Linked DNA regions of Homo sapiens: regions 1 and 3 are each linked to region 2. Evidence: chromatin contacts called from ENCODE Hi-C data. All regions are on one chromosome and are shown on one strand. The core of a region is the stretch at or near the end of the contact, and the rest is flanking DNA. Distances in the headings are between cores, read along the strand shown.

Region 1 (3,507 bases), core at 110-2,609, 3.8 Mb before region 2:
TTAAAGGATATGAAATAGACTAGATGTAACAGTGATCACGGATGGACTGCATCCTAAGAGAAAAAAGTGCCATGAAAGACATAATTGGAACAGCTGACATAACCGGAAATGGAACATGATTAAAGTCTTCTATCAGTATTAAATTTCCTAAATTTGATTGTCTGGTAGTTTCATTCTTAGGACATACATACTGAAAGACTAAGGGGTTGGGCACGGTGGCTCACGCCTGTAATCCCAGCACTTTGGGAGGCAGAGGCAGGTAGATCACCTAAGGTCAGGAGTTCAAGAACAGCCTGGCCAACATGGCAAAACCTCATCTCTAGTAAAAAATAGAAAAATTAGCCAGGTATGGTGGTGTGTGCCTATGATCCCAGCTACTCGGGAGGCTAAGGCAGGGAGAATTGCTTGAACCCGGGAGGCGGAGGTTGCAGTGAGCCGAGATCGCGCCACTGCACTCCAGCCTGGGTGACAGGGCGAGACTCCGTCTCAAAAAAAAAAAAAGGAAAAAAAAAAAGAAAAAAAAAAGACTAACGGACAGTGGGCCTGATACATGCAACCTATCTCAAATGAGTCAGAAAAAAATGTAAAGATAGAAATGTGGTATAACGTTAGCAACTTGTGAATCTTGATGAAGGGTATATAGGAACTTTTTGTACTGTTTTTGCAGCTTTCTTGTAAATTATTTCAAGATTTAAAAGTTTAAAGATTTTTTAAAAGTGCTGCCATTAACATTCCATCCATATTTTTTGATGCACACGCGCAAGCTTCTCCAGCATATTCCACCGAATGGTGTTGCAGATTCATAAGGTGTGCACATCTTCAACCTGACTAGCTATACAGTTTACAAAGTGCTGACATCCTTATTAATTTTATTTTTGCACTGTCTTTTTCTCTCACTAAAATTTAAGGTTGGGCAGTGCTATTAAAAGTGCGGCCCTTGGGCCCGCAGCATTAGCCTCATCAGGGTGCTGGTTAAACACACAAATCGTCAGACCTCCACCCCAGACTTTCTGAATCAGAAACTCTGGGGGCACAGCCCAGGAATCTTCGTTTTCACAAACCTCCAAACGAATATAAAGATCGTAGATTATATAGACCGTAGGGCCGATGTATATAATCTATTAGGGCCGCGTCGGCCTTGCAGGCGGGTCTCCAAGTGAATGAGCGGCAGAGTCCCATCATGCGCATCAGCCTGCGTGAACCAGTGCGCAGCGCGCCTTTCCCGGGCACCCTCTAGGTGCTGGCAGCTGGCGCCCAGATCCCCCGGCTGGGTGGGGAGGGGCGGCCGGACGGGGCGGGCCGGAGGCTGGCGTCCCCGCCCCGAAAGCACTGGGCCCGCCGCGTCGCACCGTCCTCTTTCCTTTCCTTCTCCCTCCCCTTTTCCCTTCCTTCGTCCCTTCCTTCCTTCCTTTCGCCGGGCGCGATGGAGCCGGGGCGCCGGGGGGCCGCGGCGCTGCTAGCGCTGCTGTGCGTGGCCTGCGCGCTGCGCGCCGGGCGCGCCCAATACGAACGCTACAGCTTCCGCAGCTTCCCACGGGACGAGCTGATGCCGCTCGAGTCGGCCTACCGGCACGCGCTGGACAAGTACAGCGGCGAGCACTGGGCCGAGAGCGTGGGCTACCTGGAGATCAGCCTGCGGCTGCACCGCTTGCTGCGCGACAGCGAGGCCTTCTGCCACCGCAACTGCAGCGCCGCGCCGCAGCCCGAGCCCGCCGCCGGCCTCGCCAGCTATCCCGAGCTGCGCCTCTTCGGGGGCCTGCTGCGCCGCGCGCACTGCCTCAAGCGCTGCAAGCAGGGCCTGCCAGCCTTCCGCCAGTCCCAGCCCAGCCGCGAGGTGCTGGCGGACTTCCAGCGCCGCGAGCCCTACAAGTTCCTGCAGTTCGCTTACTTCAAGGCAAGTCCGCCTCGCCCCGTCCCAGGCCCCGGCCCCGCCCCTGACCCAGCCTCCAGGCCCTAGCCCCGCCCCTGCGCCCGGGGCCGCGTTGCCCCTCCAGTTCTAGACCTGGCTCCCTCCCATCCAGCCCTGCCAAAGGTCTCCTCCAAGTCCTGTCTCCTTCTTCATCTCAACTAGAGATGAAAATGCCTTTCTTGAAGGGTAACTCTAAGGTAGAGAATACGTACACAGAACGCAGTACAGCGCCAGGCACCCAACAAAGTGCCTGATAAATGTTCTCTGTTATTTGAGGGCAGACGCCTCTTTTCTGTATATACCATTAAAGTCGCCTTTTTTCTCAAGTGAGCGGTGACTTGCGATAATAAAGCAGAAGACCTGAGGAGCCGACAAGTACCTTTTATTTTTATTTTTTGTTGAGACAGGGTCTCACAGTCGCCCAGGCTGGAGTGCAGAGGCGCTATCATGGCTCACTGCAGCCTTGACCTCCTCAGGCTCAGGTGATCCTCCACCTCAGCCTCCTGAGTAGCTGGGATTATAGGCGCGCGCCACCACACCTAGCTAATTTTTTGGTATTTTCTGTAGAGACAGAGTTTCGCCACGTTGCCCAGGCTGATCTCGAACTCCCGGACTCAAGTGATCCTCCCACCTCGCCTCCCAGAGTTCTGGGATTACAGTCGTGAGCCATTGCACCCAGCTGACTAGTTCCTTTTAAAGAGGATGAAATTGAGGCCAGGGAAGGGCAGGGACTCCTTGCAAGGACACATCCCTGCTTAAAGGGGAACTCGTGCACCGTGAGTCATCAGGATTGGCCCTCTCCGCTGTTTCTCTCTTTCATCTAGAATTTAACACAGTTCACTGCCTCCTTTTAATGGCTGCTTAAGTTCTCTCTGTGATTGCTGGCTAAAAATAGCCACAAATTGCAGTTCTCTATCCTATGGGTTCTCACTCCGAGGACCCACAAGTTTTAAGAATGGTTAGATTCCCTGTCACTAGATAAAGAGGCTCTAGCTTGGTGGGTCCTCACAGGGTTTGGCTAAAAGAGCCCTCTCAAAGCCCAGTTTCTACTTTCTCTGAGAAAGATTTTAAAAGGAATATATTGTGTTTTTTAAAATTACTACAAAAATAGATTCATGGCATATCCTAGACTCTTGAGGTAGAAGGTTTTTGTTTTTAAACTTTGTTTTCAGTTTCTGGACTGCAAGATCTGTTTTTTCAGATTTCCACCGAGACAGAGCCACGTGTATATTGTATTTATATGAGCAATAAAATAACACAAAACCCCAAAGAGGGGAAAAGCTGGGTTACTTCTATACTTCTATGCTTAGTTACAGTTTTATTTAAAGTATCAGTTTTGTGAATGTTTGTTCTGGCAATTAAAAAAAAACAGTTTTAAAACAGAAGCAGGGAATGAGATTAATAAAATTCCAGAATGTTGAAAATGAGGGCTGGTTCATACAAAGCATCATTTTTTAAGCTAAAAATGACTTATCTAATTCTTTTTTTGTATAGCTTTTGGCAAATATGTTCTGAACCAAATTTAGGTCACATAATCAAGAGGAAATCATTTTATTTTTAAACCTAGAGAATACTAGAACCTCTGATTTCTTTAATAT
Region 2 (3,456 bases), core at 288-2,787:
GCCTATAACCAGATGGCAAAGCTTAAAAAAGAATTTCATGAAAATAGCAGTCCTTTAAAAGAAGCACAGCCAAACTGTATCAGCAACAGCTCATGTCTCCCTTGGGATACCCCCAGCCAAGGGACTATGTTCTGTGTCCCACAACACAGCCGTCAACCCTAGAGTGAAAATGAACCGAGAGAAATAGACCAAAGCTGCCTATGCCGGAAGGAGGAAACTCTGCAGGTCTCCTGGGAGTGTTGCCCAGCAACAGCTGTCTGTCCTAAGTCCCTTCCATGGGTCCCAGGGCTCCATCCTCCTGCCAGGATCTGCCTAGAGTCACAGAATCCTTTCCGTTTGGACCTCCTGCAGCTACTAGGTGCCAGGAAAGATAAAAATGATACTATTTTCCTGCTGCTTCATTCATTTGAATAATCAGATCATTTGAATATTCAAATGGTCTGCATTCAAGTGGCTTAATTCTAGTTTCACTTGAGCTCAACAGAGTTCCAGAACTAGGCTAGAAGGGCAGCTTGGAGGGTGGAAAACTGGGAGAAGACTCACTGGCTTGGATACAGAGTCGCATGAGGGCATGAAGGGGATACGGTCCTATAGTCTCAACACTTGCACCAATGGAGATGAGCCACTGGACTAACTTGGGCACTTGTTCCATCTTCTCATAAAGTCCAATGAAAACGTATTTCTGGGGAAAAAAAACACACAGGACAAATTATGGAAGTCACTAATCAATATGAAGCTTCAAACTCCTTTACCCATAAAGTATGGAATCAGTAAAACTTGGATTAGCTGTGGTCCAAGCCTAGGATTATTATAAATAACAAATTTGTGGTAAGGCAGCTGAAGGAGAAAGTACAAGACACAAGGAAGTGTATGTTTCAAGAAATCGCCTTGCGAGGCGCAGTGATTCACGCCTATAATCCCAGCACTTTGGGAGGCCAAGGTGGCCGATCACCTGAGGTCAGGAGTTCAAGACCAGCCAGGCCAACATGGCGAAACCCCATCTTTACCAAAAAATACAACAATTAGCCGGGCACTGTGGTAGGCGCCTGTAATCCCAGCTATTCGGGAGGCTGAGGCAGGGAGAATTGCTTCAACCCAGGAGGAGGAGGTTACAGTGAGCTATCATGCCACTGCACTCCAGCCTGGGCGAAAGGGCGAGACTCAGTCTCAAAACAAAACAAAACAAAACAAAACATATATATATATATATATAGATATATATAGATATATATATCACCTTACCTCAAAGAGACTTTTCAGTGATAACTCTGGGACATGAATATTTCTTGGTAATCGGTCTTTTTTTGCTGACAGAAGCAGAAATGACTGGTGGGAGAAGACAGAAAAGGCTGGAATAATAATGTTCTCCACATAGGTTATTAAAGCAAAAAAGTTATTTTAAGCTTTAAAACAAGCAAATAAAAAAAAACCACTCTCTAGCCTTGTCTTTTTTTAAAGTGCTTGCCAAGTTTTTCAGCTATTTGCTGTGACAATTAAAGTCTCTGTCTAGCCAACTTCCTGTTCCTGCTGAGGACTAAGGCCCCTCCACACTTCCTCAAAGCCTGCTGAGGACAGGAGCAGATGATGTCATGTAGCATTTCACAGCATAGTTGCAATGAGATTACAAAAAAAAAAGAGTAATTCCCTGCCAAGTTCTTAAGGCTTAGCAAGTGGAAGACTCAAATCCTTTAGAAATATCCCATCCCAATCAATTATTCCTCACATCAGCGTTTTAAAAGCCCCAAGTACTTGGAGCCCATTAGACCCTGTCAATGGTGTGCTGCAGCCGGCTCCTATCAGCTACTGAGTTGATGATGCACATCTCCTCCTAACTCCAAGTCTTGTATGTCATATTAGTAGCTGGAAATTGGCCATGGTGAGAGTATTTATACTACCAAAGTTAGCAAATGCTACAAATCGGGACCTTTTCTTTTCAGAGACCCAGTTGTTAAACTACTGACCCTATCTAAAGTTGCTGAAGAGACTAAATCCCAGAGAAGTTAAGCCAGTTTTCACAGGTCTCACAGCACATCTTGAGAAGCCCCTACTGAGATCATTCAGGTATGCTAACAGATCTAAGAATTCCCGGCTCTGTTATGACCATGACTGGAGACCCAGTCTCAGCTCCAGCCTCTCTCATGTATGGCTTTTGCCAGTGGACTTAGGACCACAGGAACTGAGCCCATGGCCACATCTCACTTCTAGTTTCTTTCAGATTGATACCCATTCTTTTTTTTTTTTTGAGACAGAGTCTCACTCTTGTTGCCCTGGCTAGAGTGCAGTGGTGCAATCTCAGCTCACTGCAACCTCTGTGATGCCCATTCTTAACTTTTTGCCCTAAACAAGCCTCGCTGCCCACACTCAACCCCACATGATAAGTTCAGCATTCTAGTGGGCAGATTGCTGGCCTTTTAAAAGATGCTTCTGTCTGCAGTATTTGGGAATTACCAGAGCCTCACTGCAGGTAGGATGTTGGACCTGCCACTTGGGCTGGATTCCTGGGCCCTCCCTTGACTGGCTGGGATAATAATCTATTAGGAGTTGCCTGTCTCCCATTCTCTCATTCTCTGCCTAGGCCATGGAGCTCTATTCATATCCACCCCACACTGGGAAGAGAGGACAAGGTTCTTTCCCTGAGTGCAGTAAATTAAACTATCTTCCTGCTAATGAGGCCTAAGGCCTCCTGCTCACAGATCTACCCTAGCACTTGGAATCACAGAATTTCAAAACTTTTTAAAAAATAAAGCTGGAAGGATCCTTATAAATCTCTTAGGCCAGCTACCTTATCCCAGGAGAAAATATCTCAAATGTCTTTTAATGGGACCCTGGATTTCTGACTACTGGTTCCCCAAGAGTTCAGTCTGCCTTCCTCAACCCTGCTGCCTGCCCTCCCAAGATTTTTTAATACAGGGGTAAGCTTCAGGGAGCCCATGGCTGGACTCCAGGAGGTTTCCCATGAACCCCCTGAAACTATACACATAATTGTCAGTGCATGACAAGAGAGCCCCACAGATTTCATTCGATTTCCAACAGAATCCATTACCTTGCCCAAAATTTAAGAATTCTCTATTCTAAAGTCATCCAACCTGCTAGGATCAGGAGTCCTTAATAGGTTGCCCTTGTTTTTGGTGACTTTTCTGGACTGCCCAGCTTTTGAAAGCCCAGGAGGGCTGTTCTAACCAAATTCGTAGCTTGGCCAGCCCATTCTCATGAGCACTTATAGCCTATCACCAATGACGACTACTATTCACTGGGCACTTAGAATATGCCAGGTATTATAAAACCCCTCAGCTCAATGCCTGGCACTGTAAACCTTCCACAAACATTACCTGATAGGTGCTCTTGTCCATTATTTCTGATCTCACCAAAACTCTGAAGAAATAGGTTTATATAATGCAACTTACAAATGAGGAAATAAGACTCAAAGGGGAAGTAATTAGCCCAAAATAGTAAGTG
Region 3 (3,258 bases), core at 447-2,946, 4.5 Mb before region 2:
TAGAATATAAAGAGTTCTTTGAATCCATAATAAAAATGGAAGCAATAGAAAATTAGGCCAAGAACGTGAAAAGGCAGTAGCCAATAAACATATGAAAAGATATCCAATCCACTAGTAATTAAGGAAATGAAAATTTAAATAGTACGATACTATTTCCATTCTTTTTAAATACTGTTAATCTGTGTTGGCAAGATTCCCTGTGGAGGGAGACAGGTATCTCTTTTGGATAACATTTTGGTAATAAACAACAAAATCTTAAACGTGCATATGCTTTCACTCAGTAATTTCACTTCTAGGAGTCTATCAGAAATATTCATACAGAGACCAGGCACGGTGGCTCACGCCTGTAATCTCAACACTTTGGGAGGCCGAGGCGGGTGGATCACGAGGTCAGGAGATCGAGACCATCCTGGCCAACACGGTGAAACCCCATCTCTACTACAAATACAAAAAAATTAGCCGGGCGTGGTGGTGCATGCTTGTAGTCCCAGCTACACGGGAGGCTGAGGCAGGAGAATGGTGTGAACCCGGCAGGCAGAGCTTGCAGTGAGCGGAGCTTGTGCCACTGCACTCCAGCCTGGGCGACTGGGAGAGACTCCATCTCAAAAGAAAAAAGAAAGAAATATTCATACAGATACAAAGAAGTACATCTAATTCTTTGCAGCGCTGTTTGTATTAATGAAAAACTGGAGATGTGCTGAATGCCCACCAATAAAAGATTAAGTAGGTCATTCTCCACCAGAGGCAATTTTGCCCCCCAGGGGACCTACAGCAATGTCTAGAGACATTTTTGGTTGTTGTAAGTGGGCAGTGGGTAAAGGCTGGCATCTCGTAGGTAAAGGCCAGGATGCTGTGATAAGACCACCTATAGGACAGCCACCTACAACAAAGAATTATCCAGCCCCGAATGTCAGTAATGCCAAGGTTGAGAAACCCTGGGTTAAATAAAGCCACTGCCATACTGGGGAATACTATATAGCCAATGAAAAGAAAAAGGTAAAATTATATTTGTATGACATTAAAGATCTCTAAGATGTATCATTTTAAAACTGCTTTTTTGAAACTTAATATGTGATTCTTACAATATAAGAAAACAAAACAAGTGGATTTTAAAACTACTAAATATCACTTCCCCTCCCCAGAGGCAAGTGCTGTTACCAGCTTCCTATGTGTCCTTCCAGAATTACCCCCAGCATGGACAAACATAGAATCTGGTTTTCGGTATGCTGCAAACAGGTGACTCTGCTGTGCAGTTACATTCAGAAACCAGTGGTGCATCATTGAGCTGCCCAAGGCCTGGAGCTCAGGACCCCGGACATATTTCCTAGATTATTCTCCCTCCCTTGGGTTTCTATGGCATTTTCATTTATAGATACAAAACAAAACTATGTGCTGGGGGGAATAGGAGCATGGGCAGGACTCTGGAGCAAGATTCTGATGTTGGTGAGTGAGACAGGACCTAGAGGAAGCCATGGGGCAGGTTTCTCAGCCAGTGGGTGTCAATGAGATTGCACAAAGGCTATTAGATGATGGTGACTTTAACAGGGAGGCACGGGTGAATCTCCTTACACTCAGTGCAAAATTCAGCCAAAGTTGGGAGCATACCACATTCCTCTTCCTGTCTGCCACTGCCAAGCAGTCATTTATGGGCCCACTAACATTTACAAATGCAGGTTCCAGGCACTGCATCCTCATCTGCATCTCTGACTTTCTGAACAAGCCTGGCTTTCATCTCCTGGGGATTTCCTGGAAAGCCTCTTAGAGTTGGGTCTGAGGCTTTTGATGTTAGCTTTCATCAGTTACTTCTCCTGCTCCTGCTTTCTCTCACTGAAGTATCATTCCAAGGTCAGATGCAGGGACAGTGGGGTTGGGTGACCTACCAGCATCCAGTCCAGGGCTTCCAAAAGGAAAGGTGTCTGGTGCCATCTTTAGCCAGACACAGGCACACTCAGTGGACCAGACTTGGCAGAGGCACGAGGGCTCAGGTCTGCTGAGGAAATGTTCCCAAGCATGGGTGGCAGGAGACAGGGTCCTGAGACCACCAGACACCTCCCCAGCCCAATCAGAAGCCGACGTCTCTTGAAAACTGCCTCTTGAGTTTTCTGTAGAGATTTTTCATCGTAGACCTCAAAATCTCATTTCTTTCTGGAAGGATGCTCAGCCAGGCTGAGAACCTGGGCAAACTTTCTGGCACCTGGCTGGTTGCGGGTGTACACTCAAGCTGCAACCAGACTAGTTTGGTTCCAGAGTCCTCAGGGGACCATCACTTTTCTCAGATCATGTCAGCTTCCTTCATCTCTTGTGAAATTTAAACCCTCTGCTCCTTCCAAAAAATCATGTCTTCTTTCTAGTAAGAATTCTGACAGAATGGAGTCAGAAAGGACACAGGTTCCAGGGAGTGATGTTTCTTATCTGGAATTCTAATTCCAGTGATTCTGTGGTATCATGGCTGGTCTGTGGGACCCTTGCTTTGAGTTGAGGGCTCTTGCAGTGTTACTTTTAAACCCCTGGACATGGCTGGGCACCGTGGCTCACACCTGTAATCCCAGCACTTTGGGAGGCTGAGACGGGTGGATCACTTGAGGTCAGGAGTTCGAGACCAGCCTGACCAATATGGTGAAACCCTGTCTCTACTAAAAATATAAAAATTAGCCGGCCGTGGTGGTGCACACCTGTAGTCCCAGCTACTCAGGAAGCTGAGGCAGGAGAATCGCTTGAACCCAGAAGGCAGAGGTTGCAGTGAGTGGGGATAGCGCCACTGCACTCCAGCCTGGGTGACAGAGTGAGACTCTGTCTCAAAAGAAAAAAATAGGCCGGGCGCGGTGGCTCACGCCTGTACTCTCGACACTTTGGGAGGCCAAGGCATGCAGATCGCAAGGTCAGGAGATCGAGACTCTCCTGGCCAACATGGTGAAACCCTGTCTCTACTAAAAATACAAAAATTAGCTGGGCATGGTGGCGCATACATGTAATCCCAGCTACTTGTGAGGCTGAGGTAGGAGAATCCCTTGAACCAGGGAGGTGGAGGTTGCAGTGAGCTGAGATGTTGCCACTGCACTCCTGCCTAGCGACAGAGTGAGACTCCATCTCAAAAAAATAAAATAAATAAAATAAACCCCTGGACATTTATGTTAGATATTTTATTTTTATGACAGTTCAATATAAAAGAACAAACCGTTACGAGAGGAGCTAGAAGGCACCTTAAGAGGCAAGTGAACCCTTTGGACAGCATCACTTTGAAGTTACTCTACACAGAAA

What was found. A loop is a pair of places that touch in the nucleus more often than their neighbours do. Pooled maps may share reads with other maps.
Region 1: a loop to region 2 is called in a pooled map, with 2.5 times the contacts of the local background. The contact joins the promoter of CRTAP here to the enhancer-like site in region 2. A Hi-C loop is called at or near these places in 4 of 50 pooled maps.
Region 3: a map with no recorded cell type shows a loop between it and region 2 (4-fold over the local background). The contact joins two enhancer-like sites. A Hi-C loop is called at or near these places in 2 of 37 single-sample maps with no recorded cell type and 2 of 50 pooled maps.

Annotation. Positions count from the first base shown.
Region 1 is chr3:33,112,655-33,116,161 of GRCh38, forward strand. CRTAP (cartilage associated protein) reads left to right here and starts at 1,360. Exons shown (of 7, transcript NM_006371.5): 1 at 1,360-1,894. The coding sequence starts at 1,424. RefSeq lists silencers at 1,190-1,489, 1,930-2,119 and an enhancer at 2,071-3,062.
Region 2 is chr3:36,891,659-36,895,114 of GRCh38, forward strand. TRANK1 (tetratricopeptide repeat and ankyrin repeat containing 1) reads right to left here. Exons shown (of 24, transcript NM_001329998.2): 6 at 1,243-1,326; 7 at 544-682. Among named protein-coding and RNA genes, the nearest start is that of TRANK1, 52 kb to the right of the region's middle. Within about 2 kb of position 1,538, at least 13 of the 41 ENCODE cell types and tissues checked have a DNase peak (open chromatin) inside an H3K27ac peak, as active enhancers do.
Region 3 is chr3:32,434,800-32,438,057 of GRCh38, forward strand. The region is part of intron 1 of CMTM7 (CKLF like MARVEL transmembrane domain containing 7); the gene reads left to right. Among named protein-coding and RNA genes, the nearest start is that of CMTM7, 45 kb to the left of the region's middle. RefSeq lists an enhancer at 1,816-2,497. Within about 2 kb of position 1,697, at least 5 of the 41 ENCODE cell types and tissues checked have a DNase peak (open chromatin) inside an H3K27ac peak, as active enhancers do.